Regions from separate parts of the Mus musculus genome. Here region 2 is linked to region 1. A link is a loop called in an ENCODE intact Hi-C map of the cell type or tissue named here. Cell type or tissue: heart. All regions are shown on one strand. Each heading gives the region's core, and the rest is flanking DNA. Links, peaks and the distances in the headings are about the cores only.

Region 1 (16,951 bases), core at 5,633-13,632:
CAGTGATAGAGCTATTGTATTTCTTTTGCTATATGGACATGGACTTGGCTGTAAAACTGCTTTCTCAATAACTAACTCACAAATTAGTACTACTATCTATCAGTTACGGTAATAATACCTTTATGCCTCAATCAGCAGTGACTTCAGAGTCTCATTAAGTGTTCAAAGTACTGACAATAAATGACTTTTGAATGCCCAGCTATAAATGGGACAACTATATCATCCATCCAAGGCTCAGGAACAACAAAGAATAAAGGTCAGAAAACATGTGAGAGCCAGGGTTAGAGGACAGAATGGAACACTGACTTTTGGACATTACATGGCTATAGTACCCTGGAACGCATAGCAGCTGTCATCACCTGCACAAGACTTAACAAAGAAATACTCTAAGAGAAGGTGAGGAGATCCTGAGACCCTCCACACCCCTGAGGATTTATATGCAGTTAAAGATTGATGGAGAAAGAGAGATGTTTTCACCAGTGGTTTAGTAACCAGTGAGGTGCCATATATCTGTAAACAACTCCAGTGAAGGAAATGTACCTAGCTGAGAAGAAGATGATTAATCAAAGTAGGAAGACAACAAAAGAGGATAGTAGGGGGATATGATTATGATCAAAATACACTATGTACATGCATAAAAATGTCATATTGAAACTCACTATTATTTATGCCAATAAATACACATCCTATTAATATTATATAATAGTCATACACTAGGATTATTAACTATTAATATGATGGTTAAATGTTTAAAATGATAGTTATATACATAAATATATTAAGCAAATCTATCTCTTTATATAATTAATTTATTTATATTATATTATTATATAATTATAATTATATAATTAATTTAATTATAATTAAATATAAATCAAATACATAAAAGTCAAATCACTATTATACATATATAATTATATATACATATATATGTGTGTATATTATATATGTGTATATATTTGTGTGTGTGTGTGTATATATATAAATAATATGAATAAAATGGTACATAACAACCAATGAAACTTGTCTGGGGAATGCAAAGCTAGTTCAATGTTGGAAGGGGGAAAAAGTCAACGTAGGCCATGATATTAATCAATTAAAAAGCAAAGACTCTAGGATCTCATCAACTGATGCAAAACATGTAAACTCATAATTCATTCATGTTTTTAAAACCCTTCAACAAACTAGGAAGATAATGAAGTCTTCTCACCCCATTAACAAGAACCAATAAAAGGCCTACAACTAACTTTAACATTAATGGTAAGGCACTGAGTTCTTTCCTATGAGATGGAGAACAAAACAACAATGTTCATTATTCACCACTCCTGGTTAGAATCTGGTGAAAAAGTCCTGGCCTGGACTTCATCACCAAGACAAGAAAATGTACAAAGACAGGAAGTAAACACTGTAATTATCTTTCTTAGACATCAACAAATTTTTTGTACAAAGGTCATACAGGAACTATCTATCTATCTATCCTAGGTTTTGCAAGCCAGATGGTCTCAGTTGCAACTGCTGAACCCTGCTGTCATAACAGAGAAGTATTACAACTGTAGTTAAATGTTTCACCTGTACTGTTTGCCAAGAACTAGCCTTGACTTGAGGAGTGGTTCTGAGGAAGGTGTTTTTGAGAGGTGGGGGATCTGGGGTATCAAATTGTGTGTTACAAGCTGATGGCCTATGTTCTGCTTGAGACAGTTCTTTCTCAGTTCTGTTCCAGACAGACTTCCTTGTGATTTTAATAAACTCTCTGGATTGTTCATCTCTTGCAGATCAAAAGCCCAGTCTTTTATTTACATATCATTTCAGTCATTACTCCAGGTTCCCTTTTGATTATCCCATAAATCAGCATCCCTGGACCCCAGCCCCTAGATTCTTAGATTGAGATGACAAGCACTTTTTTTTTTAACATTGCAAATAAATTCAGAGATCTGCCTGCCTTTGTCAGCACAGACAATGAGCTAGCTGGGTGGGATCCCTGCCACTCCTGTCCCTAAACTAGCTCTGTCCCAAGCTGACTTCTTTTAGATCTATGAAGCTCCTATACAATTCATATTGCATCCTTGTATTTTGCATAGTTGAGAAATTATATATTCTTGAACTCAGTGTTTTCAAAGATCTTTCCTTACAGGGTTAAGGGCTGTCCTAAAGGTCTCAGCATCTGTCCTGAAGGTCAAAACGGTCTTTACAATTTTGCTGAGACATGAACACACCCTTGACTCCCAGATTTGGATTCGTGCTGCTTCTAATTATCAGGGAATCCATCATTAACCTTGGCAGAGAGAACATCCCCTACTATCTTGGTAGGGAGAATATTTCCTGAAAGAGGAACATGAAGTAAAATATATATTTTTTATACATACAAGCCTTATGCCCATAGCAGCCACTGACTAGAGGCCTATGCCCTGCTGGCTCTGTTCCAGAGCAAGAACCAACTCATGACCAGGCTCAACTTGGCTGGGTTAACTATACAAATATACTGTACTGAACCTAAATATTGCACTTAGCAACTAAGATTCAAATGAAGTACTTTTAGTAACATGATTTTATTTTCAATCTTACTTTTAGACAACTAAAATTCTGTATTTATGAAATAAACTGTCAGATTTATATTAAAATTTATGTCAAGAATAAGTTGACTTACAAAGATTCATTACAGCTATGCAAATTAATTCCAAAAGCTTTTATAGTATAATAGACTATCATCAAATACAAAGGACAATATGGTGATATCTGTATTAGTACATACATCTTCAGAAGCCATATATCATAACACTGTTTAAGAGTAAGGATACGAGAGTAAGAATTTCTTCACATTTAAAACATTAATATCTTTGGTCTTGATCTTTAGGGTAGGATCCAGGAAGTAAGACTTATTTTCAAAGGATCACAGCAAATCTGGTGCAAAGCTGAACTGTGAGCCATTGTATCTACAGAGCAGCTTCTTAATTTTTGAGTCAATATCCTTCAGAGAATCATGTAACTGAATGCATAAGTCACAATTTGGCAATACTGAAAGATTTCCAAACACACAACAACCAAAACTTAATTCAAAATCAATCATGCAATGAATCCCATGTTTTTCTGGCAGCAAACCACCCCCCATCACATCATATGACGTCACTAAAGCCCTGGTTCTAAATACAACATATGCACTGTTCCCTGCACATCCCTTCATGTCACACAACATCGTCAGACCCTCCTGAAACCCAATGGCTCAGATCTGTGGAGGCTAAATCTTAGGAACAGCATTTTTATTACACATATGGTTAGAAACAGAACAGCATTTTTATTACACATATGGTTAGAAATAGAGTTTATAAAAAACAAAGATTTTTTTTCACATTTTCCTACCATCATTCTTCAACATGTTACTTTATCAAGTTAGTACACTTTAGATTATATTGTTTTACAATATTTGATTTTAAAATTAGTCTTTGAGTTAATGATTGAGTTTCATTTTTAAAAAAACATGAATTTTTTTTAGTATCAGAATTTCCAACAATTTTTTAAAAGGCATTAACTGTACTTTAGAATGCAAAAAGCAGTATTCTCAATATTAATCATAAAATCAAAATACCAATCAATTTTGAAAGTTCTGAAGATGTTCCACATTCTTAAGTATCAAGATATTCAGTAAATATTTTATTCACTTATGTAAAAGCAAATAAGCACATGCAACTTATTAGCATGTAAACTGTTTATTTACAAATTACAAAGAATTGTTATACAATAAATTTATTAATTACTTACCAGCAAATGCTTTATTTATATTTTAATTTTATGTATCTATATGCCTAGTTTAGCATACAAATTTTTCATGCAAAAAGGAATCCTAGGTGGGAAAAAGTTAAGTAAATCTGATATCTAAGATCTTTTGTTTTTTAACAAAATTGTGTCTATAAATCATGTGAGAGGATTTGTTTCCAGACAGGTTTAGTTTGCCTCTGCACAAGACAAACAAGAATGACAACCTAAGCAGAAGTACACATCAGAAAAACAAACAAAAGTACATTCTATATTTTATTCTCCCACAGTAAGTACTCTATAATTTTAATTTTCATCTTTCTACAGAAAAAGATAATTATCATTATTATTTAATTTCTCTTGGTTATGTACTGATTGAGTATATTTATTTTTAAAGGTACAAATTGAAAAGCATCTTCAATGATAATTTTCATTTTATGTATTTTTAATTTATTTCTATTAAGCATAAATTCACAGAGAAAGTAATGTGTTTCATTATGACATTTTAACATATACCATTACAGTTTGTTCTTATTCATTTCCCTCTTACAATATATCCTCTTGCTCTCATTTTGCTGGTACCTTCTCTTACAAAACAATCCCCTCTTCTTCTAACTTCATGTCACATGTGGTTCATTTCTATTTACCCATTTTAATACCCACTTAGTTCTTAAAATATTTTGTTTCCAACATAATGAAAAGTCAGAGACACCCAACAGAGAAAAGATTTTGAGTCAGGCATTCCCAATCTCCACCCCCAACACCAACAGGGTCATTTTCTTTATAAGGTACTGGCTAGAGAATATGTATTAGTTATTTTCCTTGTGGCTGCAAATATTTGACCAATACAATTTAAGCAAGGGTGAGGTCTCTTGAGGACTCATCCATCAGATAGAAAAGATATAGTGGCAGGAAAGTGAGATGATTAGTCACACAGCAACCACAATCAGCAAACAGAGAATGATGGGTGCTTATGCTCAACATGCTTTCTCCCTTTAATTCAGAATGAGACCCAAGCCCATAGAACGGTACCACCCACTAGTCAAGATTAACCATCACAGGAGTAAATTCTATACTATTTACTGAAGAATGCTAATGTTACCAGACTTTGGTTTCCTCCAGAGAATTAAGGGCTATATTCTCTTGGGTAATACACATCAAAATGTCTTTAAATTCAGATTTTCATAGGCTGTTCATCACTCCCTGCCTTTGTTTTTAAAATGCTTTTTCCATTTATTCATCTTCAACAGGTTACAGATTATTAGGAGCAAGGCTCAAATGCTCAGATGCTTAGCAGAGAGCTGTCAAGGACCCTTTCCTATGGTGAGTGGCTCAGCTGCAGATGCCACCACCCTAAGGTACACACAGTAAGTTAGACAAGGACTATAAACAAGGGTGGAGGTAGGGTAAAGATGAGAGCTGAGGGCCTCACCACTTGTAACACCATAGGCTACCTGTAGCCTCCCAAAAAGAATATCCCTCTCAAAGACGGGGATAGCTATGATAGTTGCCCTGACATGTATTGTGCTTGTTTGTGACTATACTAATAGTCTATGCTCTGAAACACATCCTGGCAGATCCCCCAGTCTATTCACAGCAATAAACCCAACTAAGATAGAAAGAAGTTGGTACTAGGAACTGGGGTGTTGCTATGATAGGTCTGACCATCTTTTTTTGTTTAAAAGAATATGGACTTTGAGACTGTGGGGTATTACTGTGATAAGCATGTTTTTGTTTAGAAAAATGTGGACTTTGTGACTATGGATTAGACAATCAGTTGAATGATTTAAGTGTGACTTAAAGGGCCATGCTAATAGGAACATGGTAGACAGTGGTGCTAAGAGTGATTTGAACTGTGGAGGCCTGGCTCAAGAGATTTCAGAGGAAGTGTTTGTATGTTGCCTAGAAATCATTCTTATGATATTTTGGTGAAGAATGAATGTGGCTGCTTTACCTTTGTCTGAAGCAAAAGTGAAGAGAATCAGATTAAGGAAATCTCAAAACAGCCTAACATAGACTCTTTCTTGTGGTACATTCTTATTTTTGTTTTGTTTTAATTAGGTATTTTCTTCATTTACATTTCCAATGCTATCCCAAAAGTCCCCCATACCCCCCCCACTCCCCTACCCACCCACTCCCACTTCTTGGCCCTGGTGTTCCCCTGTACTGGGGCATATAAAGTTTGCAAGTCCAATGGGCCTCTCTTTCCAGTGATGGCCGACTAGGCCATCTTCTGCTACATATGCAGCTAGAGACACGAGCTCTGGGGGTACTGGTTAGTTCATATTGTTGTTTCTTGTGGTACATTCTTACGAAGAGCATTTTGATCAAACATAGCAAGCTGAGAAAGGAAAAAAATGCAAAATGTATGATTCAAGTATTAAAGCAGCACCAAGAAATAGAATGGAGCTAAATCCTGTGTTTAATGAGATAACCAGATTAAAGATGTTAAATAGAATTAAGGAAATGGAAACCTTGGGGACAAGATCCTACCCAGATAAGCTTCCTTCTTGTGAAAAGGTATTAAAGAAAGCTTAGATACAGACTTGTTGGTGCACACCTTTAATTCCAGCATTCAGGAGACAGAGGCATACAGATCTCTGAGTTCAAGGTAAGCATAATCTACAGAGCAAGTTCTAGGACACCCAAGCTTAGGCAGTGAAGGAAATCATGGAAAACAGAAAGCTGGTAAAGCTGTAACTGAATGAAGACGCCATGTTCCAGCCTCAACAAGGAACAGAACTTGGCAGCTTCAACCACGTGGCTCTGGCTTTAGACTCAAGAATAGAAGGGATTATGGAATATCCCTCTCTAACCAAGAAAAATCACGTAGGCCAGATGTGTGGCGGGGTGTCCCTGCACAGAGGCCTTGAGAGGCCACTGCATGAAGCAATGATATTGAAGTTGCCTTGAAGACCCCTAGATGTAAGAGATGCCAGAGCCCAGAACCATTGGATACCTGCCGAGGAAAGCTGCTAACAGAGAATGGAACGATCCCAAGAGAAAGAAGTGTGTTGCAATCAACACAGCTGAAAAGAGTGGAGATATAAAGAATGCTCTGACATCAGACACAGAGATTCAGAGTTTGGCGTTTGCCCATCTGGTTTTGGTCTTGCTTTGTTCTGGTATCTCCTCACTATGACATCTTGGAATGGTAACATATATCTTATGATTTGTTTTTTGATTTTGATTTTATAGGGAGTTAAGAGATTGAATGAATCTCAGAAGAGACTTTGAACTTTGGACTTTTAAACATTGTTGAGACTGTAATAGTCTATGGGGACTTTTGAAGTTAGACTAAATATATTTTCTATTATGTAGTATCTACAAGGTTGAGGTGGGCAGGAAGTGAAATGTGGTGGTTTGACTAGGTTTGGCCCACAGAGATTCATATATTTGAATGCCTGGCCACAGGGAGTGGAACTATTAGGACGTGTGTCCTTATTGGAAGAGGTGTGGCCTTATTAGAGGAAGTGTGTCACTATGGAGGCAAGGCTTTGAGATTTTTTTTTTTTTTTTGAAGCTCTGCCCAGTATGACAAATCTAGTCTCCTGGCTGCCTTCAGATCAAGATATAGAATTCTTGATCCTCCAGTACCAAGTCTCCTTGCACACTGCCATGCTTTCCATCATGACGAAAATGGACTAAACCTCTGAAACTGTAAGCCAGCCCCAATTAAATGTTTGTCTTTGAAAGTACCTAAGGAGCTAAAGGGATCTGCAACCCTATAGGTGGAACAACATTATGAACTAACCAGTACCCCGGAGCTCTTAACTCTAGCTGCATATGTATCAAAAGATGGCCTAGTCGGCCATCACTGGAAAGAGAGGCCCATTGGACACGCAAAATTTATATGCCCCAGTACAAGGGAACGCCAGGGCCAAAAAGGGGGAGTGGGTGGGTAGGGGAGTGGGGGTGGGTGGGTATGGGGGACTTTTGGTATAGCATTGGAAATGTAAATGAGCTAAATACCTAACAAAAAATTTTTTAAAAAAATTAAAAAAAAATGTTTGTCTTTGTTAGGACTGCCTTGGTCATAGATTCTCTTCACAGCAATAAAACCCTAACCATGATACTCTGATTAAGCTGAGGATGCACACTAGAGGCTGGAGCTACCATTCTTATGGCCTTCTAATACAGACTGAACTATAATCATCATTACCACTTCTCCATAACCCCTCAGAGGTACTAGAAGCCAGAATACTAACATCATAATCTCCACAAATGCCACAGGGGGCTATCAATTAGAAGCTAAGTCAGTGGCCCATTCAGGTTGTCATCGTTGCCACCATCAGAAAAACCCCACTTGAAGCCTTGGGAACTACAATAGCTGAGTTTAGAGGATGTACCCATTCCTACTACATCCATGGGTACCCTAAAAACTGATGTAATACTGTAACAGCTGCTGGGAAAACCTTGCTCCACTGCCACAGCTGTCATGGTCAATTAGAATACCTCACTGGAGCACTACTTTGACCACGCCATATCCTTCCCCACCAGTGCTGCAACCACTTTAGATGTCCCCACCCCAGTCCCTGAAGAACATCTCTCTAGTGTCAGCACAGACAAGCCCAGTATGCCGGTGCAGAAAGTCTGTGTTAGTACTCAGAAGATTACATGTACAGAGGCCTGCCCTTTCAGCTCTATATATGCAGGGCTTTTTTTTTTTTTCTTTAACAAAGAAACTTCTGCAACCAAAGTACCGTGGCTAGATGGCAGAGGGATGTGTGTGCTTGTGTTTTGACTCATTTTTTCCTGTTCTTTTTCTTGCTATTACTTAATTTTATTTTCTTTATATCCTTTTCAGACCAGTCTAGAAAATGTATCCCTGCTCTGTCCCATCAGCATAGGCCCTAATAAAGCCTTGCTGGAGTGGTTTTCTTGCCAACTCTTTGTTTGTGCCAGGGTTCCATGTAGCCCAGGATGATCTGGAACCTGCTATATAAACAAGAATGACCTTGAACTCATGGTTCTCGTACATCTACCTTCTGAGTGCTGGAATGATGGATAGATGACAACATGCTTGGTCAACATGGCTCAAACCCATGGCTTCCTGCATGCTATCAAGCACTCTACCTATCAAGCTACATCGGATCCACCATTCATCCTTTGTACCTTGAGCAGAATGAGCTTATCTGACAATATTACTACCAAGAGGTACAGGCCTACAGAATGCCTAGCATCCAGAGACTATCAAACTCTGTGCTGCCTGGGAGTGTTCCAGCAAAGCTGCTGGAGAAGATCCAGAGCTGCCAGCGGTTACTACTCAAGCAGTGGAGGGCTGCCAAAAGCTTCTGGCAACCACTGCCTCCAGCTACTGTTTGCTCAGAGGTCCTGCCAAGAGCAGCTTGGAAAACTGTTAACACCCACCAGCTGCTGAGAGCCAATGGTCAGAGCTACACTACTTCTCTCCCTTCTCATCATTTCTAAATTAAGTTGAGCCAAAAAACCCTCAGCCAATATGGCAGCAATTTTATAGAGATATCAAGAAAATATTATGATAATTTAACATTAAACCTACACTTAGGACAGAGCCTAAATCAATTTATGTCACTGAAGAAGCATTTAATGTTTGTCGAATGACTAAATGAGTTAACAACTAAACAACACTATAAGATAGATATTATCTCCACTCTACTTCTACTTTACGTTTTTTAAGGGTTTTTTTTCCTAGAATATCAAATGTAAGTGCTATGTTGGTATCATTCCCACCCCTGTCTCTCCTCCTTCCAACCCACACGTACACATTCATAGAAGCTACTGAGTGCATTTACTGTTGCTTATATACATGTGTTTAGGGTTGACCACTTGGGATTGCATAACCTACCAAGGGTCTCATCCCTAGAGAAAATGAATTTGCCTTTTTCAGCAATCAGTTTTCCTAATAAAAATTTTAATTTTAAAAAGTCCAACACCATAGTATTGTCTTCTATTCATTTTGGAGAGAAAGCATCTTTGGTTGGTCACAATAACACAGCTCAGTGAAACTGAATATATCTACAATCCCAGCTATTCAGGAAACATTATAATGAAGGAGAACTGTAATGTTTGAGGTCAACCTAGACATCTTAGTAAGAACCTTTACAAAATCTTTTTTACAAATTAAAAATTAAACAAAACCACTAATAAACATGTTATCTTGAATGTGAACACAAGTGGACAGGGGAGATGGCTCATCAATTAAGAGCACTGGCTGCTCTTCCAGAGCAAGAGGGGTTCAATTCCCAGCACCCACATGGCAGCTCACAACTGTCTGCAACTCCAGTTCCAAGGAGTCCAATACCCTCACAAATGCAAGCAAAACAACAATGCACATCAAAAATTTTAATTAATTAAATGAATTAGTTAATTGATTTGATTAATTAATTAATTAAATGTGAACATAGATTCTACTCTCCGTTTCTACAAAGCTTATAGGAACTGGTGTATATTTCCTCAAAGGAGCTTTTACCTATGGCATTTTACTGCTGTGGTCCCCTACATCTAAAACACCACAGTAAAGGACATTCTTTTCATCTGGCAGATACCATATGCATAGCTATCAATGCTTCTTATATACTTCCTTATTAATACAACAAAGATCCTGTGGAGTTGGGGGCTTAGTTTAAACGGTATTCCGTTATTGTAAATACTATACCACATATGGCAAAAGTGATCTGTCCTTCAGTGACTGCCTGTGACAGTCACTGAATTGTCTTCCCTGTAGCTCAATAATCCCAATGTCAGAAATGCCTTCAACAATGCTATCAGTCCACACTCTAAATTTAAAGGAAGAAAACTAAGGCTTAGAGAGAGGAAAGGATTTACTGTCTGTTGAAGAGCAGCCCATCTGACACACTGGGTTTATATGTAATCTCTAAATGCTTATTTCATCTGTTTAAAACCAAAACACATGCAATCTAACAAACACATAAATGAGAGGTGATTCTTTTAAAGCCAAATATAAAATTCAGAATATCATTTCAGAACAGATGTTCCAGTAAATAAACACCATTATTATTAGAGTTGAAAATATCTATAATAAGCAACATAATGTTTTTCAGAAAATTTGTTTAACATGGCATCAGATGTGCCAATAGATATTATTTCAATTCTTCAAACCTTACTAATTTTGTTTTATGAAATGCCAATCTAGAGCTGGAAACAGTGTTCGTGCCTATAATCTCAGCAATTTGGAGGCTGAGGCAGGCACACTGCTATCACATTTGAGACCAACCTGGGCTACAAAATGAGTTCCAGATCAGCTGGAGCTACAGAGTGAAAATCCTCTCTCAAAAAACAGGAAGAGACAGGGAGGCAGAGATAGGAAGAAATGTACATTTACTTTATACATTTTATCCTGGTGTCAATGTTATTTCCCAAATGACTGTATCATAGATAACCTTGTTTAAGATTACTTTAAAACTAATAAGCATTTCTTTTATAACATCAGTTTTTCTGCTTTTTGTTGATTTTATTTTAATTTGTGTAGCTGCCTCAGATCGTTCCTTGTAACTGATCACATATCCCCAGAATAAGAGAAGTTAAAGCTATGCATGTGTTCAGTGCTGCTGACTCATTGATCTAAAAAGTAACCTACTGTACAGAAACCCACCTACTTCCCCAGTCTCCTGTTTCTCTGATTCTCAAAGGTGCCTAACAAGACTATGCATTTAGTCAAGGAAATGTCACATTTTCCAAGTTCCTACCTCTACATGCCTGTTCCTCAATGCCTAAAACAAATTTGTTTCCACCGATTTTACTGCATTTCACGGTGTTTGATTATCATCCCAAAAGGGCTTGGGCTCAATCTCCATCATCACAGAAAACCTGATATGATACCATACACTTACAACCCCAGGACTTGTAAGAAAGAGACAGAAGGATTAGAAAAAAAAAATAATCTAAGGCCATCTTCATCTACATAGTGAGGTTGTAGCCAGCCTGAGCTTCCAGACCTTGCGTCCAATAAACAAACAAACAAACAAACTTCCCATACATTTTGAAACTACAAAATGCAGAAATCATTTTATAGGGAACAGATTTCCGAACGTTGAGTGATGTACTAGGAACTGGGGAGGAGAGTTTGGTTTGTAAGCTGCTGCCACGAAATCATGAAGAAGCCAGTGCAAGCCTCAGCACTCACATTAGAGATGGCCAGATACTGGACGCGCAATCCCAGTGTGGAGATGGAAACACAAGCTCCCGGAGAAGGCTGGCTGGCCGGCCTATTGAAAGGGCAAGCTCCAAGTTTAGCTAGTAATGATGTCTCAAAAGACGAGGTAAAAGCAAGTGCCTGAGAGCCACACCTGAGTGTGACCTCGGGCCTCTGCACACACATGTACACCTCACAGACATGGATGTGCACGGATATGCACACTCTCAACAAAATACTGAACAAGCAATAAGATAGGCAAAGTTCCATCATTCAATATCATCTGTATAACTTTGAAATAATGAATCCCCTGACAATGCTAACAAGCAACCAAAAACAAGAAAAGAAGAAAAAAAAAAGAAAGCAGAAAAGATGGGCAGATGGGAGATAAAAGAGGGGAAATCTCATAAAACATTAAAACATGTTTGGAAGATTGAAGTTTTGAATAATGCCCCTATAATGTTCTTTATAATATGCTACAAAACTACTCCACACAGCAATAAAAACTGATGAAAACTACCAGCTAAAATAATAAAAGATAAAACCATGGTAATTTCAAATTACCTACTACATGAGGTCGCATTGAGCTTTGACACATTTTTTAATATGAAACTTGAGAAATGACTCCTGTGTTTACTTGCTGATATGGTCACATTGCATTTTGCATACTACAGTTACAAGGTTGAAAATAGTATAAAATTTGGGAGACCAGGACTACTAACAACAACAACAAAAAAAAAAACATGAAGAATTTTACACACTAAATACAGACATTTTATAAACTGACACTATTAGAATTTGCATTATTTTCCCATTATCTTTCTCATTTAATACAAAACAAAAATTACATGTTTTAATGCCTTTCAAACACAAAAGGACTAACATACATATAAACTCACAAAGCCTGTGGCAGCATATATATGGCCTGTATATCTAATAATAATAATTAAAATACCAGGGTATGGTGGTATACACTTATAATTCCAGTACTTGGAAGGCAGGGGCAGGGGATCACTGCAAGTTGGAGACTCCGTGTCAAACAAAGCCAGGCAGTGGTGGCACATGCCTTGAATCCCAGCACTCAGGAGGCAGAGGCAGAAAGATCTGTACGGATCTAAGCCAGATGGGATCTCAGATATGACAGAAGAAGTGGATACAAGCTCCCACCCCTAACCCGGGAGCTAGCTCCAACTGACAACTGCTCACATAGATAGATAGATAGATAGATAGATAGATAGATAGATAGATAGATAGATAGATAGATAGATAGATAGATAGTCTTCTCCAATGGTGTTTAAAACTATATAGTTTGGGCATACAAACTATAGTTAAAGGGCTGGCCCCATGCCTAGGAATAGTTGGTCAACACAAAATTAACTCAGTGGTATTTTTGCTCAAAGTCCTTTGTCTGAACACTTTTCTCCTTGCTGGTCTTTTGTTTTCATACTGTGGTTTCCAATTTTGTACTTTTATGAGTTTTCTTTATAGGCATGTGCTTCTCATTCCTCTCCCTACCGCCCGCCCCCTGCTCTTATTTTGTCCTATTCTGTTTTTATTTTCAATTTGCCTGTTTCTTTCTTAAAAAGAAAAGAAAAGAGACAAAAAAGAAAAAGGCAGCTTGGAGTTGGATGGGTAAGGAGGTAAGGACAACCTGGAAGGAGACGACGGAGGGAAATTGTGATCAGAATAAGAGTGAGAACAAGATGAAAAAGAAAATCCATTTCCAATTTTCAAAATTATATCTTATCTTCTAAGGTGACTAATTTAAGAATGCCACAGGAACATAAATTTTTTGACTTAATATGAAAGTAAACTTAAATACTCTAACTGATGATCAAAATGAGAAAAATCAACTAATGTGGGTTACTAAATATGGCAAATAGAGATCACTATCAGATACAATTACATTTTTAAGCATAAAATTTTTCTATTTATTTTGGGGAGGTGATGTTGGGTTTTGTTGTTCTTTATTTTATTTTGTTAGAAGGTTAGTGTTTCAAGTAATTGTAGATAAAATAAGAAATCTTTGTCTTTTACTGATTATTATTTCTTTTTTTTTATACTTTTTATTAGGTATTTTCCTCATTTACACTTCCAATGCTATCCCAAAAGTTCCCCATACCCTCCCATCCACTCCCCTACCAACCCACTCCTACTTTTTGTCCCTGACATTCCCCTGTACTGGGGCATATAAAGTTTACAAGTCCAATGGGCCTCTCTTTCCAGTGATGGCCGCCTAGGCCATCTTTTGATACATATGCAGCTAGAGTCAAGAGCTCCGGGGTACTGGTTAGTTCATAATGGTGTTCTACCTATAGGGTTGCAGATCCCTTTAGCTCCTTGGGTACTTTCTCTAGCTCCTCCATTGGGGCCCCTGTGATCCATCCAATAGCTGACTGTGAGCATCCACTTCTGTGTTTGCTAGGCCCCGGTATAGTCTCACAAGAGACAGCTATATCTGGGTTCTTTCAGCAAAATCTTGCTAGTGTATGCAATGGTGTCAGCGTTTGGAAGCTGATTATGGGATGGATCCCTGGATATGGCAGGCTCTAGATGGTCCATCCTTTCGACACAGCTCCAAATTTTGTCTCTGTAACTCCTTCCATGGGTGTTTTGTTCCCAATTCTAAGAAGGGGCAAAGTGTCCACACTTTGGTCTTCGTTCTTCTTGAGTTTCATGCGTTTAGCAAATTGTATCTTATATCTTGGGTATCCTAAGTTTCTGAGCTAATATCCACTTATCAATGAGTACATATTGTGTGAGTTCCTTTGTGATTGGGTTACCTCACTCAGGATGATGCCCTCCAGGTCCATCCATTTGGCTAGGAATTTCATAAATTCATTCTTTTTAATAGCTGAGTAGTACTCCATTGTGTAGATGTACCACATTTTCTGTATCCATTCCTCTGTTGAGGGGCATCTGGGTTCTTTCCAGCTTCTGGCTATTATAAATAAGGCTGCTATGAACATAGTGGAGCATGTGTCCTTCTTACCGGTTGGAACATCTTCTGGATATATGCCCAGGAGAGGTATTGCGGGATCCTCCGGTAGTACTATATCCAGTTTTCTGAGGAACTGCCAGACTGATTTCCAGAGTGGTTGTACAAGCTTGCAATCCCACCAACAATGGAGGAGTGTTCCTCTTTCTCCACATCCTCGCCAGCATTTGCTGTCACCTGAATTTTTGATCTTAGCTATTCTGACTGGTGTGAGATGGAATCTCAGGGTTGTTTTGATTTGCATTTCCCTGATTATTAAGGATGTTGAACATTTTTTCAGGTGCTTCTCTGCCATTCGGTATTCCTCAGGTGAGAATTCTTTGTTCAGCTCTGAGCCCCATTTTTTAATGAGGTTATTTGATTTTCTGGAGTCCACCTTCTTGAGTTCTTTATATATATTGGATATTAGTCCCCTATCTGATTTAGGATAGGTAAAGATCCTTTCCCAATCTGTTGGTGGCCTTTTTTTCTTATTGATGGTGTCTTTTGCCTTGCAGAAGCTTTGCAATTTTATTAGGTCCCATTTGTAGATTCTCGATCTTACAGCACAAGCCATGGCTGTTCTATTCAGGAATTTTTCCCCTGTACCCATATCTTCGAGGCTTTTCCCTACTTTCTCCTCAATAAGTTTCAGTGTCTCTGGTTTTATGTGGAGTTCCTTAATCCACTTAGATTTGACCTTAGTACAAGGAGATAGGAATGGATCAATTCGCATTCTTCTACATGATAACTGCCAGTTGTGCCAGCACCATTTGTTGAAGATGCTATCTTTTTTCCACTGGATGGTTTTTACTCCCTTGTCAAAGATCAAGTGACCATAGGTGTGTGGGTTCATTTCTGGGTCTTTAATTCTATTCCATTGGTCTACTTGTCTGTCGCTATACCAGTACCATGCAGTTTTGATCACAATTGCTCTGTAGTACAGCTTTTGGTCAGGCATGGTGATTCCACCAGAGGTTCTTTTATCCTTGAGAAGAGTTTTTGCTATCCTAGGTTTTTTTGTTATTCCAGATGAATTTGCAGATTGCCCTTTCTAATTCGTTGAAGAATTGAATTGGAATTTTGATGGGGATTGCATTGAATCTGTAGATTGCTTTTGGTAAGATAGCCATTTTTACTATATTGATCCTGCCAATCCATGAGCATGGGAGATCTTTCCATATGGCAACAGTCTACAGGCACATGAGTTCAGGCTTATTAAGATACATAACAACTTGTGTATTATCAAAATGTGCAGTTTTCACACATTCCATTGGTTGGCTTCACATACCACTTGATTTTTTTTTGAGGAATTTCATTGCCTTTAGTTGTGATATAAGGGGTTCTATTTGCATATAAAGAAAAACAAAGGCAGATGGCCTAGGGCTATACCACAGCTGTACGCAGAGTGCTTGGCTGGTGTGACCAAGGTCCTAGGTTTGACCCCTAACAATGCATAGGCTGTAGTGGCATGCATCTATAATCCCAGCACTGGGGAGGTAGAGACAAGCTGAAGATCCTCTTTAGCTACATTTATCAGTGTGAAGCCATCCTGGGATGTATGAGACCCTGTCAAGAGAGAGATAAAGCAGTACTACTATACACAAGAACAAAAGCATCCTACCTGTTTCAACCTCATGAAGAAAGTCTCTGTGAAAGTCTTTCTGCTGAAATACCAAAATCTCTCATTTGCAGGGTATACACGAACTACTGTCTCCAGGAGAAAACGGACTGGCTCCACCACCTCTGTGACCACCATGTCCACTGCAACGGTCATGTACACCCGTTTATCTGCGATAGAAAATTTCTGGGTTTTATTATTCCTTGTTATTGAAGAAAATAAGGTCTAATAAGTTACACATGAATTATATATCTAGACAAGCATATTTCCTTCTAGATATTTATTTTTAAATACTTGCTAACCATTAAGTATGGTTAAGTATGGATAAGTATGTAATCAAGTATTCCAAGACTGTTCCTCGGGCACTGACTACTCTATCACAATCAAGTGTCTAAACTCCTGACAGATGTCTGATTCCATTCTCCAAGTCAAATCCTTAATATAAAACACAAAGACTGGAGAAAATTGGAAA
Region 2 (16,951 bases), core at 4,998-12,997, 160 kb before region 1:
GTCACAAAACCTGTGATCTACAATAGTGACCTGCCTGCATGACTTGGTAGTACAATAATGGCACAAATATTATAGGAGTAGCCAATTCCAAGCTATCTGATTGTATTTACAGTCTACTCCACTTATGGAACCTTTGTCTGATACTGCTTCAGTGCCCAATGACCAGGGACTGGATAGGTCATGGGCCATGGGGAAAACTAAAACTAAAACTACTGTTCTGCCAAGGGAACATATCAGTAAAGTGACTCCTATTGCATTCTGCTAAACAGAAGCTTACTCTTTCAGTATATGGGAATTAACACAGTGACCCACAACTGAAGAATGTGCAGAGAGTAAAATACACTCTGTCATAAACAGATATTTTTATCAAACCTCTCTCTCCCCTTAGTGACCAGGGAGCTATTCAGAATAGGAGTCAGAAAGAGTCTAAAGAGCTAGAGGGGATGGATGACACCAAAACCAACAGTGTGGTCCTAACACAAAAGGACTGATATGCACATAAACCTTACAAAGACAGGCGGCGTGCACAGGACCTTCATAGGTTCAAGCCAGACAGGTCCCAGCACTGGAAATGCGAAGCAGACACAAGCTCACATCCCTAACCAAGAAACTATCTCCAGTCAACATGCCAATAAAGTATTAGTTTTCTCTAATGGAGTGTCACTGGGCATATTAACCACACTTGAGGGCAGGCACCTTGCCCAGCAGTAGATGGCCAACACAAAATAAAATCAATAATATTTTTGTAGACTTTTGTCTCATATTGCTTTATTTGGCCATTTTTGCCTTAGTGGTCTTTTGATTATGTGTTATGGTTTCCAGTTTTGAGTTTTCACGGGTTTTGTGCATGTGTGGGTTTGTGTATATTTACACATATTTGTTGCACTTGACAGGGCGAGGGAGAGAAGAAGGCAAAGCATGGAGTTGAGTGAGCTGGGAGGAGGGAGAGAGGTGTTGGGGGAGGAGGAACAGTTATCTGAATACCTTGTATAAATTCTTTTATTTTAAATTTTTAAAAAATAGTATTAAAAATTTCAGGTTTACCTAAAGCTAAATTATTAATTACTAGATTTGACTTTTGATTAAGCCTAAACATACAGAATTTCTCCAAAGAGATGTTGGCATAAGAACTAATATATCATTATTTTATCTCATCTGAAACACATTATTCTTAAAAAGTATCCTGTATATAGGAATCCTACTATTTGGATTTATACAAATGGAGAAAAAAACATTAAAAGATTAAATGACCATCTATGGTCACAAAACTGGAGCAAGAGCAAACCTAGTAAACAATATCTCAAGCTCAGACTCTCAGTGACTGCACCAATGTAATTCGTTTTTACATTACAATTTTTGGTCTTTTAAATTTTACTAAAAATATATGCCATGACCTACTCCAACCTTAGAAAATATGTTTACAAGCTTCAAGCACTATACACACATCTATTAATATACACGTGTACCATAACTGATAATATAATTTCTGGCCACTTGGCATTTAAACAAAATTATCTTTAATTGTACCCAAGAGGAACAATTTTTCATGTTTCAGAGCCAAAATCTCATCATTTTTCTATAAATATGACCATTTTCATCTCAAAGAGTTCAAAGAAGTTCTTCAGCAAATAACACAATAATTTTATAATTTAGAGTGAAATATCATTACACCCACTTTGTAAGTAAAACACCCACTAAGTCATAGAAAAATTAAATGTCAAGATGAAATTCTAAGAGTAAATGGTAGCACTAGGAATAGAATACAAATGTCTCTGTGTGAGTGGTGTGTCCGTGCGGCTATACTTGAAAGTTTTAAGTTCAATTCGGTACACATTTACAGAGCACAAACTATATACAATATAGGGAAGATGTTAAGGGAAAAATCTCATGACTATTTTTTAAGAGTCACTTATTTTTATTTTATTTGCATATTTGTCTGCATGAAACACATGTATGCCCGAAGTCTGCAGCAGTGTCAGATTCCCTGGGACTGGAGTTAGAGTTAGAGAGTTCAGAGTGCCCATGTGGATGGGGGAACTGAACCTGGGTCCTCTGCACCAGGACTAAGTGTTTTTAACCACTATGCAATTTTTTTAGTCCCATGTGTTTAACTAGTTCTTAATGTGGCAGAAAGATAAAGGGTAGATGCAAAGGGAACCCTGGTGAAAATGCAGTTAGCTGCTACTGTGGAAAAGTTACAAAGAAACCAAACCCTGAAATCTTACTTTCAGATTGATAACCACACGGTTTAGAGACTTGACGTTTGACTAGGGCATTAGGAGTGGATATAGTGTTAATAACAGAAGTGTGAATTTCAAATAGAATAGCCAACACAAATAAATAACTGTCTTTCTCAAAGGTTAATACAGACATTGTTCCACTATACATTCGTGAGGAAGAGGCAGTATGGAAAAGATGGGAGAGCTGGCTCAGAGTAGATGACAGAGGCCATCAGACTATTCAAGGAATTTCAAGTTTTCTTCTAACCAATCAAGAAAATTACATAGTACGATAGAGATTGTTCTGGGAACAATTTTAGCAGACTAGTTATAGAAAGGAGTAACTGGGTGGGTGAGTAATTATTAATGATACTGAGTATGTGGTACGAGAAATTACTGCATTATTGTGGAAGAACTTCCTTGAAAGAAATTTTATTGTAGGTATTATATATTTAAAACACTAACAGTATGTGTAGTTAAGTAAAATAATTCAAGCACAAAACCCCTAGTTCTGTCCTGCCTCATCAGGGGCATCTAAAAGTGATGCTATCACACAAGTGAAAAGTAAGTTCCCAGAGGCTGGGGAGAGCACTAAAGGGTTAGACAAGAAAGACTGGTCAATAAATCCTGAATTACAGAGAAAGCAGGCAGAGTACTAGTATTATTTTATCCATAAGGCAACTATAGATGCTGGCAATAATTTTTATTAGTTATTTTTGAAAATTAAAAGAAATAAATTTGAATATTTTCACTATGAAGAAGGGATGATTATTGAGGGAAGTAGATATGCTCATCTTGATTTGAACATTACTCACTGCACGTAACTATTGAAACATTCCAGAAGACTCTGAATACAGATACAGCTTCACGTGCCATTTAAACATTAACAACTAGAGCTGGCAACATTTCTTTTTGTTCATTTCTCCCATTTTCTGTTTCCAGGGTTGTGAAATGGATAGCATATTGAAAAATGAGACCTCTTAAGCTAGAGATGTCAGTGCAAACCTAAAGTCTCAGCCCTTTAAAGGCTGATGCAGGAGGATTGCTGGAATATAAGCATTTAGGACCAATCTGAGCAAAACATGAAGAAATCAAATCAAAACAAAAACTAAAACCAGTTAAAGTGATGTTTTCCCTCTATTCAATATCTAAGTTAATGCCCAATAGTCTACTAATAGCAGAATACTAAACACTTTACACATAGATCTAGTTCTTACTCATCTATAGCTCCATAAAAATGCAGAATATAAAAATGGTAAAGACTTTCAAATTCTATAAAAGGAGAATTCTTAATTTTCTTTAATATGCAGAAAATGTAAGAATGAGATTGGTGTTCTGTAGTGCTAACCAAGCGTCTTCTCTGGGGACTGGCAAGGTGGGGGGAGACAAACAAGCCTCGGGGTCCTTAAGATCTTTTGCCCAGAACCACAAATAGCAAAGGAGGTATTTTTTAGGAAGGGAGGTTCTTAGTAGCAGTAAATTAATAGGTCCAACCTTCACCATTTTGCCCAGATAGAATGTGTTCTCTAAGAAGAAGGTGCTCTCCTTAGCATCCAGCACATGTTAAAGGACCACAGTCATTCGGACTAATGTAGCACTATAGTTCTCAAATTTTGTTAAGCTACTCTGCACTTGATCCAACCTCTTAATATGAGCTGTCATACCAACTCACTCAACTGCCACCCACATGTAAGTTTATAATCTATTTTTAATTGAAACCTCTTCTAAGTTGTTGAAAACCTGACAAAATACAAAAGTTCAGCTGGAAAGGCATTTATGAAACTATAGTTACTGAGGGAGAGCGAGAAGCACTATTGCAAAGAACCAATGAATGGATTGATAGCCTCGTAAGCCAAAGAAAAGCCTTAGAAGTTACAATAGAAAGTTACAAGATCTATGCACACTGAGCAACTTAAAAATCTCTTCGGTTTTAAAATTAGTTTCATACATTTCCAAATAAAATCACTTTAGAATGTAAAATAAACTTTATCTCAATATATTATTTACTGTAATTAAAGAAAAATATTTTTTAAATCTGTGATGAAAGACGAATATCAGCATCATACACAGACTTTGCCTTTTCCTAAAGAATGCTTTTCCTGAAAAAGTGTTAGAAAATTAAAGTGCCTATAAAATATCTTATTGCAACATAGTACATCCGTTCCCAAAATATAGATTTTTATCCTCTAAATAGTGACTTGGGTTATTACTGAAAAGCAACAATCTGTGTAGTAACTTTCTAATAGTACTATCACTGAAAATCTATTTTTAGACATAAGAAATGACATAATAAATACAAATAAAAGAAAAATATCTATTTTTCTACTTAATCACTCTCAGTCTTTTACAATTTCACAGAAAGCATGGAGGTTTTTCTCTCTTATAATTTTGCCATTCTTGTCTATCCCCTCCATATCTTCAATATTTTAAACACACACACACACACACACATACACACAAATGCACACACTGTGACCTCAACTCATACAAGAATAAATTTGTATTTTTTCCCTAAGAAGCAATTTTTAAAGGTGCTGTAAAGTTTGCAACCAAGCACTATTCATAACCATAATGAATTTTTCCTTTGGAATTAATCCTTAATCTTTTAGGAATTGAATGTATTGCAAATGTAATTATTTTCCCTAAATAAGGAAAATAAGACTTTCCTGAAGAAGAAAGATTGAAGACACTGGGAAATAGAAATCTATACATTCGTCAATATATATACATACACACACACACACACACACACACACACACACATATATATATATATATATACATAGCCAAGATGTTCCCATGGAAGACTTAATTCTACAAAGGGCCGGGAGCACCTAAAGCCCAGCAGCTGCCTTTGTTACTGTCCTCCTACAGGACTGACTACAGACTGCACAGACACTCCCTCTGCCAAACCAAGCCCGCAGCTGGACACTTGGCAGGCTGCCTACCATGGAACGCCTGAAACTCAGGCCGTAAGCAATCACTGCTGACTCAGTACCTTACAATGCACAGCGCACACAGGGCTCATGGGCCACAATAATCTACCCTTGCTAAGTTCCTGAACAATAGTAGTATCCTGAGGCACAGAGATGGATTTAAAAACAAAAAGCAAGCAAACAAACAAAAAACCAAACAAAACAACCTCAGGATATGTTACTAAATTTATATAACTTCACATTTCATTAGGCTTTCAGTAAATTTTTACTTGATTCATTTGAATTTTGTCATGTACAATGAAAGAAAGGTATGGCAAATATAATATTCCTTGAGAAGAAATGCTAATATTAATTTTTAAAATTCTAGTTCTAATAGAATAAATTTAATAATAGTAGTCAGTTTCTGGGCTTTGATTTTAGTAAATGCTATACGTTCCTCTCAGGAAAGTAACACTTCAAAGTCCTAATGTATAAAAACAAAATGAGTCCTATCACTTCACCAAAGACTCAGCAACCATAAAAAACTTTCAATCATAACAACATTATAACAACCAAATGAAATCTGATGTAATACATAAAAATTGGAATGTGTTCCGTGAAGACATGCTAGGGCTGTGGATGTATTACAGCGGTAGCGCTCTTACCTAGCACATATAAGGCCCTAGGATCAATCGAAGGACTTTTTTTTTTTTAAACCTTTTATAGGTTGGGCTTTATTCATTGAGAGTAATTTGGATGGTGCCAACAAGGAATAGGCAGTCAGTTTAATGCCTTCCTCGAAGGGCAGGGTCCTGGCTGTTGTCTCCTCCCTAAACATCTAGGTTGCCAACAGAGTTAAATGTAACTGACTTTTCTAGACAAAATGAACCCCAACTATATGTATATGTTTCTTTGTATGTTTTAAATGGCTTACAATTTAATGAAATACAATTGTGAATATCAGAATTAATCAATGTTTAAATTCATGTGAAAGGAAAATGAAAACTCTAAATAGGAAGCAAGTTCACATATCTTTCAAACTATAAGTAAAAGATATACTTCAATTAGGAATGATAATCAAGAAAGAGATTGCTACTTACCTTCCTATTATCTAATGTCAGGACCAGAGAGTTCACTAGAACACCTGTATCCACTAAATGTTTCCACACTGGCATAAGGTAAGAATTTTGACTTTGCACCTTCAGGTTATATGCATACTTCTTTTTCTTAAGAGAACTGTGTGTTGTTGAGTTCTGGTCAAAATTTTCAGATATGATTCTGATAATCACTTGTGAGTTACAGAAATAATGTTTTACTTTAATCTTTTTAATTTCAGGTCTCTTCACTTTTATATTACTAAAATTCACAAGAAAATACCTAATTTTTCCCATTGCTTACCTATATAGAACAAGAATGAACTGTTTTTCATTCCTAAATAACCCCACGTAACTCATTGTCTCTTTTTAGTCATACTTTTATTGATTATTTGGGAATTTCACACAATACACCGCAATCCCATTCACTTCCTAGTCATCCCTAGTCTGCCCTACCTTTGTGACTCCCCCCTCCCTCAAAGAAAAGAAGAAAAAAGTCCACCTTTTAATTCTCTGTTATGAAGATCAGAAAAAATAAACACAATCAGAACAGAAAACTCAAAATTGGAACAAATCTGTTCCCCTAAAGACTAGAAATCTCCTTAGGTCCTAACTGAGGGGAAGGGTGTGGGAGAAGAACACTGAACGTCTTTGCAATGAGAGGGCTTACAAAACACGTAGGCACAAGTGGGAAGGAGGAGGTGCTCTTTTCCTCCTCGTGAAGCCATTTACTTCCCCTTAAAGTGGATGCTGGTTATTGCCATTGCTTGTTGTGAGAGACAGCTGTCAGTGAACTGCTGGCTACACAAGCATAAAGACCTGAGCACACACTAGCACACACACACAATGCTGAGCCAGGCAGCACTTGCCCATAATTACTGAACTGAGGGGATGGGTGGATCAGCCTGTCTAGTCCAATCAGAGAGTTCTCAGTGCAGTGAAAGACTTGTTTCAAAGAGCAAGATAGGGAGCGATTGGGGCAAGCATCAACTGTCAGCGCATTTCATCCACATACTGTGCACACACGCTTGAGTGTGTATGAGAGAACATGTACAGACCTGGGGTGGGAGGAGGAGGAGTAGGAGGAGCTGCATTAGTATTTAATGTTTGAGTATTATGTGATGATAGTTTTCCCATCTTCCTCAGCAAACAGATGGGTTTTCTCCACCTGCCTTTTAGCTTCAATTATTATAAGCGACCACCCCCTAATTTTCTTCATTTTTTAAAATTGGTTCATTTTAAAACCCCTAGCTTTCCATTTGAAGATGCTTTGGGAATGACCAGCTGTGTCTAACCAAGTCACTACTACCAATAGCTTTACTTAACTATGAACGTGAAGCTAATAGAGCAAGAAGCTGAGACTGTAGCTATCTCATTATAAACCCGGCTTCCCATAAACTTTCTCGAAACTATCGAAGTATAAGAAGTGGAAATCAAAATCTGCTTACCCTCTAAATAAAACCAACAAATTCAAATGACAGACATTTAATCATGACTTCAAGTGAACAGAAGTTGTGGCATATTTTAGAATATGACTAAGCAATCTGCTAAGTTCCAATAAATCCAATCAAAATATTTTATATTATTACTATGATTGAATAAAATTAATTTCTTAGGCCTATATTACAGTTTCATTATGAATAAAACATAAGTTTTCTTTACTGCTATTCTATATTGGTGACTGCATATCAGATTATCTGGGCCACCTTAGTTCATTACTGGAGCATTTTAATTACCCAGTTACTGTAATTCTTGAGACAGAATCAGTTTTTAATCAAGGTATCTAATGAATAAAAAAGTTTAGATAATTAATGCAGTTTCAGTGTAGTCTATATCAATATACTAATTGATACCATAGTTTTCAATAATATATTCTTTTAAAAATGAAGAATCAAATATGAAGTAGAGCGATTTTGTGTTCATCACAGGCAGCCAAGAAGTGACAAGCAAGAAATTAAAAACTAGTCTGAGTCTACATGATATAGTCAATGGTCTTAAATAATTAGTTATTATAGTCTCATTTTGTTCCCAATAATTAAAATTCTTACTGCATCTGTTGCTATGGCAACATAACATCCCAGAACAATAAACTCCTTATGTTCTGCCATGAAGGATGCTGCAGGCCTGATGGCTTTACTTAGAGAATATAAAGAAAAATATGTAAATTTCCAGATTAAAAATGCTTAATCAATACTTGTAGTTGCTTTGTGGTCTATAGTGAAATTTTTACTCTCAGAGTCCAGAGGTCTAAAGCTTTTTTCCTTGCCTCATTTCCTTATCCCTTTAATATATGAAAACATTTCTGATAAAAAAAAATTTCAGCAGGGCTCACCTCAGGCAGATTGGCTCCAACTATAAATAGTACAATCTGCCATCTGCCTTTCTATTCTTGCGCTGAATGCAGTGCTGGCATTGTGTTCACACCTCACTGGTGCCAGGCCTGATGCTGTATAGCCAGCAGCAACAGAAAATAATAGTGCAAGACAGAGATAATGAGGTGAAGAACAGAAATGCTAGTACTATAATTAACTGCTGCTTTGATATTCACCACAATAAAAGCATACACAATGGTGCTGAGAGCCCAGAGTCACAGTTCCTCTTAGTCTCACAAACAGGTTGGAAACCAAAGTGTTAAAGCTCACTCATTTTACATCAATGAAAATTAATTAACATGTACTAAAATTAAGCAGTCAGTAATATATGTTGGTCATGTTATAAAGAGATAGAATAGGTACAGCATGTATTCGTTATTCTGTGTTATTTAATAAGGCATTTCTTTACATACTCATGAGCATTTTTATTTTCCCTGTTCTGTTTTAAGAAGCTATGTTCATTGTAACAGTTCTTTAATCAGAAATGGTAAAAATGTCCTTCTGCTATACCTGACCTCACATTATTTTAGTTCTAAAACCCAAGGCAAAATGTAATGTCATATACAAGTCCCACTATTCCCTAGGCTATCTGAATATTTACCTACTGTAACAAGCAGACCTTTCTTCCATCCCCAAGGTGTGCTGTTACGTACATCTCATCGATTTAAGGAAGACCGACGCTCAGAGCTGTCTTGTATTTTGGAACTGGGAGAAATTCATATACGGGTACTACTATTTCCGTATCAGTGATCACTGAAGCTGCATTTACATTACAGATCACCAGCTGCTGGCAGCTCTGCTCACTCCTGGAGAAATGCCTTGCACACAGGTACAGTGTGAACAGCTTCTCCTGGAGGGCTGCTACAGCTACACTTGATGGCCAGGATTAGAGGAGAACAGAGTACGCAAAGAGTTCTACATTGAGACTTCCAATTCTGGCCACGCATCAGAAACACTGGCCAAGTTATTTAACTGTTAGTCTCAGGTCATGGCATTATTTTGTGTTGTGTAAAGTGGGTTTTCTTTTTGTTTATTTTTAACTTCTTTGTGCAAGGCTAATGGACAACCAGAGTTGAAAACACCACAAATGTAATGTTTAAGATGAAAGTTTTTCAAGACAAAGACAAACTGTTTAACCTTCTGAATCCACTGAGTCCTAAAATATTTTATATGACCGTATTAAAAAAATATAGGTAATACTCAATTAATAAATGCCATAGGGCATCAATATAGAGAATTGGGTCAATCTAAAATGTCTAAACAATGCCACCTTTGTAAAATTACAAAACATACAAAACACAAACCTCAATGTAATACACTGGTGACAATGTATATCAAACGGCGATTGTGAAATATTCTCGGGGAGTGAATGCCACTGCTTCGTATGAAAACTAGACTTGCTGACTCAGTATAGTAACCTATAAAAGAACCAACTCTACTAAATAACCCATCCAGCAGCTATAGCTGATCTTCCACAGCATTTTAAAAGAGGAGGTTAACAAGGCCGGGGCTGATTTCTTTGGCTTATTTCCACAGCCTCTATTCATATGAACACACTGTCAGTATTAGAAATCCCTAGACCTGAGCTGCTGGAACATGTATACTCCATGTTTAAAGGATTGTAAGTCTATCTTGTCTAGTCAAGTTGCCAGGAGATCACTTTTGCTTCTCTTGAAAATAAAGGTAGAGCCTAGATTTTTGTTTGTTTGTTTGTTTTTGTTTTTCGAGACAGGGTTTCTCTGTAGAGCCCTGGCTGTCCTAGAACTCAATTTGTAGACCAGGCTGGCCTGGACTCAGAAATCTGCCTGCCTCTGCCTCCTGAGTTCTGGGATTAAAGGCGTGTGCCACCACACCCGGCTCGAGCCTAGATTTTTAAGGTAAAATATATTACTAAATATATTAGTGCGTCTCCCAAATTGTGCGTTCAAATGCTGACAATAAAACCTCAAGTCTCAATTATCTTCTACAAAATGTACTTAGAAAAAAATATTTCCCATCTCACACTTAACTTAAAGATGTAATTTATGTCTTAAATAATATATGTTAAAATTAAGTTGGATGCAGTCACGTCCAGGATACCTCACTAATGATAAAAACTACACCAGTGACACATTAATCATATGTGGATCTAGATTCTCCCATCAGCAGAATGTCAGGACGTTCCTATGAGGTTTCTTTTAGGATAATTCATTACCTGTACATCTATTGAATAGCACAGGACAATGGGGAAAAAAGCACTGTATTCCAGAAATTGCTTAAAAACCAAAGCAGTGGCGACTGGAGCTGATCCTGTGAAACAGTGCTTCACACCCAAATACCTCCGGGAAAGAGCTGGTCTCCAGAAGTGTGGACATGCCTGTGAGCACAAGTAAGACCACCACTTCTGCTCAATTTCCTACCCCAAGAGGGACCAGCCCAAAGCCATCAGGACACAGGAACCAAGAACAACCAAGAAAACAAGAAACCTTCCTGTTTCAGTCTGCACTCGGAGTTAACCCTGTGTCACAGTTCTCTATACTCAAATTCCTCATGGAGAGATCTTGTCTCCCAGGAGTGCTGACACACAGGCTTGCAGGAAGGACAAGCCACAATCAGAGACAGCAAGACCAACTAACACCAGAGATAACCAGATGATGAGAGGCAAGGGCAAGAACATAAGTAACAGAAACCAAGGCTACTTGGCATTATCAGAACCCAGTTCTCCCACCACAGTGAGCCCTTGATACCCAAACACACCAGAAAAGCAAGACTGATTCAAAACCACATCTCATGATGATGACAGAGGACTTTAAGAAGGACATAAATAACTCCTTTAAAAATTTTAAGAACACAAGTAAACAACTAGAAACCCTTAAAGAGGAAACACAAAAATCCCTTAAATAATTACAGGAAAACACAACCACACAGGTGGACTTGAACAAAACTACCCAGCATCTAAAAATGGAAATAGAATCAATAAAGAAATCACAAAAAGAGACAACCCTGGAGATAGAAAACCTAAAAAAGAGATCAGGAGTCATAGATGCAAGCATCACCAACAGAATACTAGAGATAGAAGAGAGAATCTCAAGTGCAGAAGATGCCATAGAAAACAGTGACACAACCATCAAAAAAAATGCAAAAAGCTCCTAATCCAAAACATCCATGAAATCCAGGACACAATGAGAAGACCAATCCTAAGGATAATAGTGGATAGTATTGTGTCAACTTGACACAGCTGGAGTTATCACAGAGAAAGGAGCTTCAGTTGAGGAAATGCCTCCATGAGATCCAGCTGTAAGGCATTTTCTCAATTAGTGATCAAGGGGGAAAGGCCCCTTGTGGGTGGGACCATCTCTGGGCTGGTAGTCTTGGTTCTATAAGGAAGCAGGCTGAGCAAGCCAGGGGAAGCAAGCCAGTAAGGAACATCCCTCCATAGCCTCTGCATCAGCTCCTGCTTTCTGTCCTGCTTGAGTTCCAGTCTCCACTTCCTTTATTGATGAACAGCAATGTGGAAGTGTAAGCTGAATAAACCCTTTCCTCCTCAACTTGCTTCTTGGTCATGATGTTTTATCCAGGAATAGAAACCCTGACTAAAACAATAGAAGAGAATGAATGTTTCCAACTTAAAGGGCCAGTAAATATCTTCAACAAAATTATAGAAGAAAATTTCCCTAACCTAAAGAAAGAGATGGCCATGAACATACAAGAAGTCTAGAGAACTCCAAATAGATTGGACCAGAAAAGAAATTATTCCTGTCACATAATAACCAAAACACAAAATACACAAAACAAAGAAAGAATATTAAAAGCAGTAAGGTAAAAAGGTCAAGTAACATATAAAGGCAGACCTATAAGAATTACACCAGACTTCTTGCCAGAGACTACAAATGCCAGAAGATCCTGGTCGATGTCATACAGACCCTAAGAGAATACAGATGCCAGTCCAGGCTACCATACCCAGCAAAACTCTCAATTACTATAGATGGAGAAACCAAGATATTCCATGACAAAAACAAATTTACAAAATATCTTTCCACAAATCAATCCCTACAAAGGATAATAGATGGAAAACGCTAACACAAGGAGGGAAACTACTCTCTAGAAAAAGCAAGAAAGTAATCTTCAACAAACCCAAAAGAAGATAGTCACACAAACATAAAAATAACATCAACAATATCAGGAAGCAACAATCTCTATTCCTTAATATTTCTTTTTTTCTTTGTTTTGTTTTATTGTTTTTTATTAAATATTTTCTTTATTTACATTTCAAATGTTATCCCCCTTTCCTGGTTTCCCCTCCGAAAACTCCCTATTCTCTCCCCCTCGCCCTGTTCCTCAACCCACCCACCCACTCCTGCTTCCTTGCCCTGGCTTTCCCCTTTACTGGGGCATAGAGTCTTCATAGGACCAAGGGCCTCTCCTCCCATTAATGACCGACTAGGCCATCCTCTGCTACATATGCAGCTGGAGCCATGAGTCCCACCATGTGTATTCTTTGGTTGGTGGTTTAGTCCCTGGGAGTTCTGGAGGTACTGGTTAGTTCATATTGTTGTTCCTCCTATGGGGCTGCAAACCCCTTCAGCTCCTTGGGTCCTTTCTCTAGCTCCTTCACTGGGGACCTTGTGCTCCATTTCTTAAAAACCAAATTAGTGACTATATCTGCAGAAGTTGGACAATACATCTCTTCTCACTGACTTTATTCAGGAAGTATTATTTTTAGTATACTGTTGTAATATCGTGCTTTTAATAATTTTGCTTTAAGTCAATTGAAATTTAAAACTTCTCAGTTTGGGTTTCTAATTTGGAAATTTTGAATGAATAAAATCCATATAAACTTATTTTTTTTTAGGATATTCAGTAAAATTCCAGGGTATAAAAAGTTCTGGAGTGAAAATGTTTGAGAACTGCTGTAACAGACACATAAATTAGATTCTCAGGATCCAGACTACAAATTTGGATCCAATCAAAAAACTGTCAGGAAGAATTGTGATTAAAGAGTATGGTGTGGCTGGAAATGCCTCCTGAAAACAAAGGAGGAAAATCATCTTGATCTAGACACCAAGGTTAGCTAATGTAAAAGGATGAGGGAAAGTAAAAGTCTGTGGAGAAGAAGAAAGAAAAGCAACACCAGGGTGACCCTCTGAGACTCCTGGAGCTAGGGCTTCTTCTCTATACATTCAAGCAGATCCTCCCTGGTCTGATTTTCTTAGCCAACATTGAATATCACTGCAATGTTTAAACACGTGAGAATAATCCAATTATCATCAGAGAAATGCAAATCAAAACAAGCTTGAGATCCACCTCACACCAGTCAGAATGGCTAAGATAAAAAATTCAGGTGACAGCAGATGCTGGCAAGGATGTGAAGAAAGAGGTACACTCCTCCATTGCTGGTGGGATTGCAAGCTTGTACAACCATTCTGGAAATCAGTCTGGCGGTTCCTCAGAAAACTGGACATAGTACTACTGGAAGATCCAGCAATACCTCTCCTGGGCATATACCCAGAAGATGTTCCAACCTGTAATAAGGACACATGCTCCACTATATTTATAGCAGCCTTATTTATAATAGCCAGAAGCTGGAAAGAACCCAGATGTCCCTCAACAGAGAAATGAATACAGAAAATGTGGTACATTTACACAATGGAGTACTACTCAGTAATTAAAAACTATGAATTCATGAAATTCTTAGGCAAATGGATGGATCTGGAGGGTATCATCCTGAGTGAGGTAACCCAATCACAAAAGAACACACATGATATCACTCACTGATAAGTGGATATTAGCCCAGAAACATAGAACACCCAAGATACAATTTGCAAAACACAAGAAAATCAAGTAGAGGGAAGACCAAAGTATGGATACTTCGTTCCTCCTTAGAATGGGGAACAAAATACCCATGGAAGGAGTTACACAGACAAAGTTTGGAGCTGAGACAGAAGAAGGGGCCATCCAGAGACTGCCCCACCTGGGGATCCACCCCATAAACAACCACCAAACCCAGACACTATTGCATATGTCAACAAGATTTTGCTGACAAGACCCTGATATAGCTGTCTCTTGTGAGGCTCTGCCAGTGCCTGGCAAATACAGAAGTGGATGCTCACAGTTATCTATTGGATGGAGCACAGGACCCCCAATGAAGGAGCTAGAGAAAGTACCCAAGGAGCTAAAGGGGTCTGCAACTCTATAGGAGGAACAACAATATGAACTAACAGTACTCGCCCGCTCCCCCTAACTCCCCCAGAGTTTGTGTCTCTAGCTGAATATGTGGCAGAGGATGGCTTAGTAGGCCATCAATGGGAGAAGAGGCCCTTAGTCTGGCAAAGATTATATGCCCCAGTACAGGGGAACGACAGGGCCAGGAAGTGGGAGTGTGTGGGTTGGGGAGCAGGTTTAGGGGAGGTTATAGGGGACTTTGGGGATAACATTTGAAATGTAAATGAAGAAAATATCTAATAAAAATCATTATTCAAAAAAACAACTTAAAAAAAGATTTAGAAAGGAGATGTCCCACATGGTGGTGTGCTGCTGGTCCTGAAAACAAACGGCTATTTAAAAAGATCCAGCCCTGGTGTGAGTACTACCTAATGAGTTGCGAATCATAGAGTCTCCAGGGCCCTCACTATTCCTCTTCATTACAACCACAACTGGTTGGGGTAAAATCCTATTGCTGAAAATATCCAACACTGTCAATGTAAGATATAGAGAACTGAAGCTGGTGCTGTACTGCAAACCTTACTCCTATTAGCCATGGTTCATTGAGGCAAAGGTGCAAAGAATATGTAAATAGGGTGACTAGTGTCTGCTCAAGGTAATGTAAATAAGTGAGAGCTGCGTGGTCACTTCTTCACAGGACAGCAGTACTACCCCCTTTAAAACTCAGAAAACATCATGGAAAGAGGGACCAAAAAGGTAAGAGCTGGAAGACATGAAGGACTGTGAAATGCTAGGTCAAGGGCATAGCAGTGTGGTAGTTTGATTAAGAAGGGCCCCTTAGGCTCATATATGTGAATGCTCACACAACAGGGAGTAAAACTGTTTGAAAGGATTAGAAGCATTAAGAGGTTGACATTGTTTGTAGTACATGTAGCCTTGTTGGAGGAAGTTGGAAAACCCATGCTAGGTCTAGTCCTCTTTCTTAGCCTGTGGATCCAGGATATAACTCAACTATTGTTCCTGTGCCATGCATGAAACCATGCTTCCCACCATGATGATAATAAACTAAGCCTCTCAAACTGTAAGCAAGCCCCCAATTAAATGCTTTCTTTTATTAGAGTTGCCTTGATCATGGTGTCTCTTCACAGCAATAGAACAGTGACTCAGATACATATGCATTGAAATCATCCTCTCACAGTGGTTATGACAAGACTGGACCTGTCATCAGTCAAATATGTATCAGGGACTCAGGAAATTATAACTGATACTGCATAACTATTAGCTACAAGTTATTCTGAGGCAAAGACAGCCATTGTTTACCAATGGTGAGTTTACCAAGCTCAAGCGATAGTTTGAAATTCATTGGCACAGTTAGCCATAGACGAACTCAGTGGGTCACAAGACAAAAAACAAAGACAGGAATATGAAAAAGGGACTTACTTGTAAAGAGAAGAGAGGATTGACAGGATTGGAAGGAAGAGAGCAGAGAGTGAGGTTAAGAGCAACTAGAATTTATTATGTAGATGCATAAAATTATCAAAGAAAATCAGTATAAAGTTATATAATGCATATATAATTAAATTGTTAATTTTAATATGTAGCAAATTTCCCTCCCTATCCTAGAATCCTTCATTGCTTTGTAACTCTCTAAGCTTCTTTTTTTTTTTTTTTTTTTTTTTTAGTGGAGAAAAGGGTTTATTCAGCTTACAGCTCTACATCATAGTTCCTCTCTGGGGAAAGTCAGGGCAGGAACCTGTTGACAAGAGCAGAAACAGGCCATGGAAGTGCGATCCTTACTAGCTTGCTCCCCATAGTTTACTCAGCCTAGTTTCTTATACCTTCCTGGCCCATCTGCCCAGGGTTGCCACTGCCCCCCAGAGCTGGGCTTTCCCAGACCAATCATTAATCAAGAAAATGCACTACAGGCATCCCTACAGGTAGATCTTACAAAAGGATTTCTAAATTAAGAGTCTTGCTTCCTAAGTGACTCTAGCTTGTATCATGATGACATAAAACTAAACAGAATACAATTCACAAGATAAGCTAAAGCTTCTTAAAGTGTGATATATGGTCATTTTTTTCATTTGGTCTCCACTTCTTAGAGACTTGAGTTATGCCTACCACTTCTTCCTCTTCTAAGCCTTTTAAAGGATTCAGATGAATCCCACCTATTCAAAGATTCTCCACACTCTGCCTGTTTGGCATTTAAA

What was found. A loop is a pair of places that touch in the nucleus more often than their neighbours do. Peaks named below come from ENCODE experiments on the same cell type or tissue, not always from the same donor. Only the 100,000 strongest peaks of a DNase experiment are listed, where the experiment ranks them.
Region 2: a loop joins it to region 1, with 7 times the contacts of the local background. A loop is called at or near these places in 3 of 42 quality-filtered maps.

Annotation. Positions count from the first base shown.
Region 1 is chr1:160,684,230-160,701,180 of GRCm38, forward strand. Rabgap1l (RAB GTPase activating protein 1-like) reads right to left here. Exons shown (of 21, transcript NM_013862.5): 10 at 16,483-16,649. Among named protein-coding and RNA genes, the nearest start is that of Gm23528, 47 kb to the left of the region's middle. In heart, for the core only: no CTCF peak of the experiment used is centred there; DNase peaks (open chromatin) are centred at 6,662 and 9,042.
Region 2 is chr1:160,526,457-160,543,407 of GRCm38, forward strand. The region is part of intron 13 of Rabgap1l (RAB GTPase activating protein 1-like); the gene reads right to left. Among named protein-coding and RNA genes, the nearest start is that of Gpr52, 45 kb to the right of the region's middle. In heart, for the core only: a CTCF peak has its summit at 5,096; DNase peaks (open chromatin) are centred at 5,145 and 8,655; H3K27ac peaks cover 838 bases.